Linked DNA regions of Homo sapiens: region 1 is linked to region 2. A link is a loop called in an ENCODE intact Hi-C map of the cell type or tissue named here. Cell type or tissue: gastrocnemius medialis. All regions are shown on one strand. Each heading gives the region's core, and the rest is flanking DNA. Links, peaks and the distances in the headings are about the cores only. Region 1 overlaps DNAAF9 (dynein axonemal assembly factor 9). Region 2 has its middle 4.9 kb from the start of SLC4A11.

Region 1 (4,386 bases), core at 277-4,276, 53 kb after region 2:
AGAAAAAGGAGCTTAAAAGGACCAACACTGAGGTTTCCGACATTTCAAAAGCCAGAATATTAAACATCTATAAACAGAACCAGAGCTTACCAGTCCAGCTCTGGGAGTTTGGCTGAGAGTAACTTTAGGGAACTCCGTTTCTCCCCAGCAGGCTGGCTCAGGGCACTGAAGAGCTTCTGTGCACTGGAGTGCCTGGAATAACAAAAGCTCACAGATTAGAAGTCCATCTTCCTTCAGCATATACACTTTACACAACTGGGCCTGATGCTTTCAAGCCAGAGTCCAATGACAGAGTCAACTCTTCCAAAACACACATCTCAGACTTAAACAAAATGAGGTGTTAGTGCATGATGATGGGTAAGTCCACATAGAAAGGTTGGCCTGAAATCCCTTGATAATACCATGAGTTTCTGATTCTCGGTGATTTCACCTCTCCTTTTTTTTTTGAGATGGAGTCTTGCTCTGTTGCCCAGGCTGGAGTGCAGTGGTGCGATCTCGGCTCACTGCAAGCTCCGCCTCCCGGGTTCACGCCATTCTCCTGCCTCAGCCTCCCAAGTAGCTGGGACTACAGGTGCCTGCCACCACGCCCAACTAATTTTGTGTTTGTATTTTTAGTAGAGACGGGGTTTCACTGTGTTAGCCAGGATGGTCCCGATCTCCTGACCTCATGATCCGCCCACCTCGGCCTCCCAAAGTGCTGGGATTACAGGCATGAGCCACCGCACCCAGCTCCCACTTTTTTTTTCTTTTTTTGAGACAGAGTCTGGCTCTGTCACCCAGGCTGGAATGCAGTGGCACGATCTCGGCTCATTGCAACCTCTGCCTCCCAGGTTCCAGAGATTCTCCAGCCTCAGCCTCCAGCCTCCCCAGTAGCTGGGATTACAGGCGCATATCACCATGCCCGGATAGTTTTTGTATTTTTAGAAGAGATGAGGTTTCACCTTGTTGGCCAGGCTGGTCTTGAACTCCTGACCTCAGGTGATCCACCACCTCGGCCTCCCAAAGTGCTGGGATTACAGGCGTGAACCACTGCGCCTGACCTTTTTTTTTTTTTTTAAAGAAGCCCAAACACATTTTCTTGCTGTATTTATGTTGAATTCCCCATCTACAATGAGCAGTCACGAAGATGGTCTTCTTCAGGGCAACATGGTCACAGGACTGGGGCAATCCAGGGGACTGAGAGGGAGCGTGAGGATGGGAGGTGGGGCTACCTCCTGCTGTTTCACATTAGAGACAAACTGTAACACAGTCCATGGGCCTGCAACCGTCCCCTTTTATTATCTGGCATAACGCGTGATGTAGTTGTCCACTTTATTCTGGAAGTCCTCCTTGTCCTGCAAATGATGTTCTGCAGCTTCAATATTCAGTGGATCATCAAAATTCAAAAATCAGTAAACAAAGAGTTTAATCCCCAAACGACATCCTTTAATGTTCTCATGGGAGCCCAGCCAGTGCCGTCAATTGAATGTTCTCTCAGTAAACTCAGACATATTTCCCCTGTCTCTGTGATGTTGGGGTGCCAGATCTTGGTCAGGCATTTCACTTTGGGAGGCACCATGTTGTACACATCGGGAACTTCGGTTTCAAGCTGAAATTTTCCACCCTGGTAGTAACCCTCATCTGGAGTTACTGTTAGCTGAGAACAGTGAAGCTTGTTTGGATCAGGAAAATGCACTTTACATGTACAAGGTAAATTAGCTTCAAGTTCTGCAACCTCTGTAGTCCCACCTGCTAAGCGGGAGGATAACCTGAGCCTAGGAGGTCAAGGCTGCAGTGAGCCAGGACCGCACCACTGCACTCTACCCGGGGTGACAGAGTAAGACACTGGGCGCCCCCCAAGACAGGTGAGACGGGCCCGGCGCCCAACACCATGCTTGGCCCGGGTCAGGGCTGTGAGACGTGGCCCCTCACAGCCACACTGGCTCCTGGCAGTGGGGACATTTTTCGTTTTTTTTTTTGAGAAAGGGTCTTGTTTCATCACTCAGGCTGAAGTGCAATGGCATGGTCACGGCTCACTGCAACCTTGAATTCCTGGGCTCAAGTAACCCTTCCACCCCGGCCTCCTGACTAGCTGAGACTACAGGCATGTGCCACCATACCCAGCTAATTTTTTATTTTTTGTAGGGACGGGGTCTCACTATGTTGCCCAGGCAGGCTAGTCTCTAATTCTTGTGCTCAATTCATCCTCCTGCCTCAGCCTCCCAAAGTGTTGGGATTACAAGTGTGAGGCACTGCACATGGCCCTCTCTTGCCTTCTATTCCCCCAAGGGCACCGGCTACCTGCAAGTTGGCAGCATTGAAATGTCTGTGTTGACCCTTTCAGAAGCCAAGACCCCTGTGTTACATAATGCGAGGCATCCTGCAGAGAGAGCACACCCACAAAGCCTAGGGAAGCAAGCACAAATACTGAAGCAGCCACTTACAATCTCTTTTGTTCCACAGATAATCCATCTTCCTGGATCACTTTTAAAGAGATCCCTGAGTTATCCTGCTGTTTCCAGAGGGAGAAGACCTAAACAAAACAGAATTTGAGCAAAGAACACTTTAAACCCAACAACAGGATATGGAAGCCACATGGGGATTTGATGGTTGTTGAAAATCTAGACTGTCACTGCAGAGAAAATGACTATAACAAACAAGTTTGCTTCAAAAATAGAGGCCTGAAGCAATTTTGTTCTGTATTTTTAAAAACCAGAATGTCTTTCTGGGTTACTCCCCCAGGGATTCTGCTCCTTGAGAGGTCAGGAAGTAAGGAGAAAGGGGTCGGGTAACACTGTCCTAGCAGCAGACGCATGTTCTCCTCTAGGGAGACAGAAAGGAGTGGTTCAAGCAACTCCTGCCAAGAAGCAGAGGGATGGCTGAAGAGAACCTAAAGAGCCGTCTTTATTTTCCCAGATTGAAAGGACAAGCACAAGGAGGTAAAAAGGTCCAGCAAAGGTGGAAGACACAGACTGGGCTGAGAAGCTATACTATAGCCAAGGTCAACTCTTGCATCCTCTATGGTCTGCGAATCTGACCTGAGGGAGGAACACTGTCCCCTCACAAGCTGCTGTAATCACACCTTTCCAAGAATTCCCACTAGTCATGAGGCTGGCCATCAGTTTGGCTTTGGCTATTGCTTGGTCTCTAAGTGGGTCGTTTCATTCTCGTAAACTCCCTCATCTATGCCATCTGTGCTGAGTATCTATAAAGTGCAGCCTGCCAGGTGGTACCATTCGCAAGGGCAGGGACTGGCCCATGGGGAAGGAGACTATAGGGTGGCAAAGAGAACACTAATTCAGTAGGTAGGGCCCAACAATTCAATAAAGTAGCTAAATAAGAGATAACTCTAATTAGGATTTAAAGGACAAAGCAGATTTTTCTTAAAGGCTAAAAACCCTCTTGTTCAGTTTCTTCCAGCTCTCACCTCTCATTGCCAACAGCACCACTCCAGAACTTGAAGGGATTAGAAGCAGTCACCCCACACCATCCAGCCCTCCTAACTCTCCCTCTCATCACTTCACTGTTAGCCCCAAAATGATGCCTTACCATTTAAATTGCTAGGGGGAAAAAAAAGTAGTAGTAGTTTTGCTGAATAATGACTGATATTACCTCTGAGTAAAATGCTTGGTATATCTTCGATTTGGGGAAAAGGGCAATCATCAGAAAATTGCTTGATCCATGGAAATGAACTGGGAGGTGAGGAAGCAATGAGCTTTTGAAGTCTATGAGAAGAGCAGCAACAGTACTGGTGGAATCCTAAAGCGAAAAGGAGGGAGCATCAGCAAGAAGAGCATCTGCACAATTACAGCACTCACAACTACTGCCAGAACACACAGGATCAATTTCAGTACAATTATTGTCACATTACGTAGTTCACTGTGGTTCAGTATAGATGTGCTTTACTTATAGGAGATATAGGAAATAAAAGGATTTTTTTTTTGAGACAGGGTCTTGCTCTGTCACCCAGGCTAGAGTGTGATGGCTCACTGCAGCCATCAAGTGATCCTTCTACCTCAGCCCTTCAAGTAGCTGAGACTACAGACACATGCCACTATGCCTGGCTAATTTTTTTAAACTTTCTGTAGAGACAGGGGCTCTCTCTGTTGCCCAGGCTGGTCTCAAACTCCTGGTCTCAAGTGATCCTCCCACCTTGGCCTCCCCAAGTGTTGGGATTACAGGGGTGAGCCACCACCCCTAATCTGGATTTTTTTCCCCTATACTGAAAATGTCATCTCAAAATTCACTCTAGGATATTAATTCCTTATCAGATATATGATTTGTGAATATTCCATTCTGAGGACTGTCTTTTCACTCTCTGGATAATGTCCTTTAACACACAGAAGTTTTAAATGTTGATGGAGTCCAATTTACATATTTTTTCATTTGCTGTCCGTGCTTTTGGTA
Region 2 (4,386 bases), core at 251-4,250:
TCTCTACTAAAAATACAAAAAAATTAGCTGGGCATAGAGGCGCATGCCTGTAGTCCCAGCTACTCGGGAAGCTGAGGCAGGAGAGTTGCTTGAACCCGGCAGGTGGAAGTTGCAGTGATCCGAGATCGTGCCACTGCACTCCAGCCCAGGCGACGGAGCGAGACTCCATCTCAAAAAAAAAAAAAAAAAAATTTCCCTTAAAGCCCCTTGCCCTCCGGGTGCTGCCTTATCCCTCAGCTACATTTAAGAGGAAGTTTCTCCAGAGCTCCATGCCCCTCCCGCTATGTCTCTTCAACCGACTCATACCTGTCTTTTGTCCCCACCACACCACTGAAACTGCTGAGACTCCATCTCAAAAACAAACAAACAAAACAAAACAAAAAACAAAAAGTAAACCAGGTGCGGTGGCACATACCTATAATCCCAGCTACTAGGGAGGATGAGATGGGAGGATCCCTTGAGCCCAGGAGTGTTGAGACCAGCTTGGGCAACATAGGGAGACCCACCCATCTCAAAACAAACAAAAAACCCAAAGGAATGTTAAAGGCAGATATCTCCATGGAGGCATTTCAGGCCTATGACGCCCTCCCGAAGCTCTCTTCTCCATCCTCCATCCTCCATTCCACTCAGGCTTTCTGGTCTAGCCTAATGGGCATCCCAGCCAGATACTCCCGACTCCCCTCTGCCTCCTTCCTCTCACCCTGGATGGCCACATTTCACTGAGTCATTTTATTTCTTTGATTTTTATTTTGTTGAGGCAGAGTCTCACTCTGCCACCCAGGCTGGAGTGCAGTGGCACAAACACGGCTCACTGTAGCCTCGATCTCCTGGCCTCAGGCGATCCTCCCACATCAGCTGGGACTACAGGTGTGCACCACTGTGCCTGGCTAATTTTTTTTTTTTTTTTTTTTGAGAGAAATGGGGTCTCACTCTGTCTCACAGGCTGGAGTGCAGCGATGCAATCTTGGCTTACTGCAACCTCCGTCTCCCAGGTTCAAGTGATTCTCCCGCCTCAGCCTCCCCAGGAGCTGGGATTACAGTCATGCACCACCATGCCTGGCTAATTTTTTTTTTTTTTTTTTTTTTGAAACAGTTTTGCACTGTTGCCCAGGCTGGAGTGCAGCGGCGCCATCTCGGCTCACTGCAAGCTCCACCTCCTGGGTTCACGCCATTCTCCTGCCTCAGCCTCCCGAGTAGCTGGGACTACAGGCACCAGCCACCATGCCCGGCTAATTTTTTGTACTTTTAGTAGAGATGGGATTTCACCCTGTTAGCCAGGATGGTCTCAATTTCCTGACCTCATGATCCGCCTGCCATGCCTGGCTAATTTTTGTATTTTTGGTAGAGGGGGTTTTGCCATGTTGGCTAGGCTGGTCTTGAACTCCTGGCCTGAGGTGATCCACTGCCTCGGCCTCCCAAAGTGCTGGGATTACAGGCATGAGCCACTGTGCCTGGCATTTTTTTTTTTTTAATTTTTGTAGAGATGGGGATCTCACCATGTTGCCCAGGCTGGTCTCAAGCTCCTGGGCTCAAGCGATCTTCCCACCTCAGCCTCCCAAAGTGCTGGGATTACAGGTGTGAGCCACCGTGCCCAGCCTTATTTTTATTTTTTTATATTTATTTATTCATTAAGACAGGGGCTTGCTGTGTCGCCCAGGCTGGAGTGCAGTGGTGAGACCACTGCTCACTGCAGCCTCAACCTCCCAGGTTCCCGCAATCTGCGCACTTCGGCCTCCCAAATTGCGATTACAGGTGTGAGCCACGGCACTCAGCTGAGTCCTTTTATTTCTACCTCGGGTCTGCAGCATCCTGGCTGCCATAGCCTTCCTTGGACCCTTGGCAGGCATGGCTTCCCATACCTCGCAGCCAGCCGCTCTCTCTGAAGTCACTGGGATTTTACCAGCCTCTTGGGGCTCCCGCTGCCTTGACCGGTGTTCTCAGCCTCTGGTAGCCCTTCTCCAGCTGCAGCTGCTCCGCCTCCTCGCTGTTCCTGGGGAGGAGAGGTGCTGTTCCCACGCTCTCTCTCTATGATTGAGGACTTGTCATCTGTAATGGTTAGTTATTTATGGGAGCCCTATGTCCAGCTCTGAACCAGGCCAAGTGACTGGGCTCAGCTGCCCACTGAATCAACTGCCTGATACTCCCTGGTGGTCTAACTGGACCCCAACAATCATGCCAGTCTCCTGTTCCCCTCCAAATATTTTTAATTTTTTTAGACAGGGTCTTTCTCTGTCACCCAGGCTGGATTACAGTGGCGCAATCATAGCTCACTGCAGCCTTGACCTCCTGGGCTCAACTCATCCTCCCACTTCAGCCTCCCAAGTAGGTGAGACTACAAGCAGGTGTCATCACGCCTGGCTAATTTTTTTATTTTCAAAATTTTTGGAAAAGACGGCCTTGCTGTGTTGCCCAGGCTGGTCCTGAACACCTGGCTTCAAGAGATCTCAATCTTTGTTTAGACTGTCTTCCCCCACGCCATAACTCTTCCTGTCCCGTCAGCTTTTGCTTTCTATCCGTGGGAGCCCAGCATGAGACTGGTTGTCCTGGTAATGCTGCAGGGTGCTGGGAGGGGGAACATAGCCTCCACTGGCCTCCTCTCTTTCCTGGGGGGCATCTCCCGGCCCCTTGGGTAGGTGGAAGGACAACCCTTTGGTGCTCAACAAACACAGCAATAAGCCCTCTCTCAGTTGCCATCTACCCCTACTGAGAGAAAGATCCAGGCTACTATAACATAAGGGCATCCAGGAGGGCAAGGAGCCCCTGCCCTGCAGAGGGTCAACAAGGACCTGCTACCCTCAGGATGGCATCTGTCTGCCCCGCCCCTCAGTCCATACTCACAGTCCAAAGCTAGCATGGGCAGGAGTGGGCTAGGGCTCTTGGCTCACTGATTCTAAGAGCTCATGAATTCCAGGCATACAGACTGTCAAGGTCTTGTGGCAGGCATGCAGCAGACCACTGGGCAGGAAGATTCTGGGGCTGCCCCACTGCCCTCCTGTCAGGCCTCTCTGCCCTCCACAGCCCAGCCTCTCACAACCAAACACTGGCTTCCTTCCCCACCCTCACCTACCCCCAGGCCCTACTCCATCAAAATCCCATCACCTGCTACCCAAGGAAGAATTCTACCTGGTGACCCTAAGGTTCTCTGGGTAGACTGTCACCTCCTGGCCATCCTTGGCCAATCTGTGTCCCTCATGTCTTCCTCACCCATGGCTCTCCTCGCTGGTCCCCATCCTGCTCAGGGGCCTGGATGTCACCATTGGGGGCTGATGTGGCCTGAGACCCCATCCAGGTCACCCTCCTCTCCAGCCCCAACTCCTCCCAGGAATTTGGAGGCACAGGGAAGAGAGAGGTGGTGGGGAGGCCCAGGGCAACACCCTGGAGCAAGACCTCCAGCCTCTTTAGATCTCTGATCGTTGTTATCTATAAAACAAATAAGCTGGAATGGAGTTTTCGTAGCTAGAAAATTCCATGAATTTTGTCTCAAACTGAAATAATCTTATCAAACCATCTTTCCAGTTCCTGTTGTCCTTATTTCTCTATTTGTACATTCATCCAGGCATGAAATTTCAGAGTAGAGATGAAAAGTTTCTTAAACATGTCCAGTCATGAGAGGAAAACAAAAATCACACTTTATTGCTGCAGGAAAAGCAGTAGTAATTTGTGGGATAAAATGAAAATTATTCACACTTTATTTGGTTAATATATATATAAATATATTTTACAGATTTACAGTCATTTATGAGTAGGACATAAAATTTATTGAATCTGATGTAATTTTTTAAAAAACCAAACTCTTTTAGCTGGTCAATTTAGGAATGCAGAGGCCTGGGAAAAACAGGAATAATTTGTGGATAAACAAATTTATTTTTCATCAAATTTTTAGAGATGAAACAAAAAAAGTATTTGGATTTGTTTCAAAACGTTGGGTTTTTTCCACTTGGGCTTTTTCCACTTTTACCTCGAGGTCATCTCCTTAGCTGTTGCCTAGTTAGTCATGGTCTTGTCAATTGTTCCTTCAAAATGGCTCTCCAGTTGGTCCACTTCTCACCTCCACCCACGTGGAGCAGCAGCCCATTCCCCACATCACAGTCTATATGACCTTTCTTTCTTCTTTTTTTTTTTTTTTTTTGAGAAGGAGTCTCGCTCTGCCACCCAGGCTGGAGGGCAGTGGCACCATCTAGGCTCACTGCAACCTCCACCTCCCAGGTTCAAGCAATTCTCCTGCCTCAGCCTCCTGAGGAGCTGGGATTACAGGTGCCCGCCACCACGCCCAGCTAATTTTTGTATTTTTAGTAGAGACAGGGTTTCACCATGTTGGTCAGGCTGGTCTTGAACCCCTGACCTCGTGATCCACCCACCTTGGCCTCCCAAAGTGCTGGGATTACA

The links. Hi-C counts contacts between places; a loop is a spot of excess contacts. Peaks named below come from ENCODE experiments on the same cell type or tissue, not always from the same donor. Only the 100,000 strongest peaks of a DNase experiment are listed, where the experiment ranks them.
Region 1: it touches region 2 in a loop (6-fold over the local background); 1 of 110 quality-filtered maps calls a loop at or near these places.

The regions. Positions count from the first base shown.
Region 1 is chr20:3,294,438-3,298,823 of GRCh38, forward strand. DNAAF9 (dynein axonemal assembly factor 9) reads right to left here. Exons shown (of 37, transcript NM_001009984.3): 22 at 3,592-3,738; 23 at 2,424-2,512; 24 at 91-192. It also overlaps the pseudogene LOC101618237. Among named protein-coding and RNA genes, the nearest start is that of SLC4A11, 57 kb to the left of the region's middle. RefSeq lists an enhancer at 1,348-1,848. In gastrocnemius medialis, for the core only: no CTCF peak of the experiment used is centred there; no DNase peak of the experiment used is centred there; H3K27ac peaks cover 4,000 bases.
Region 2 is chr20:3,241,877-3,246,262 of GRCh38, forward strand. No RefSeq gene overlaps it. Among named protein-coding and RNA genes, the nearest start is that of SLC4A11, 4.9 kb to the left of the region's middle. In gastrocnemius medialis, for the core only: no CTCF peak of the experiment used is centred there; a DNase peak (open chromatin) is centred at 1,963; H3K27ac peaks cover 2,220 bases.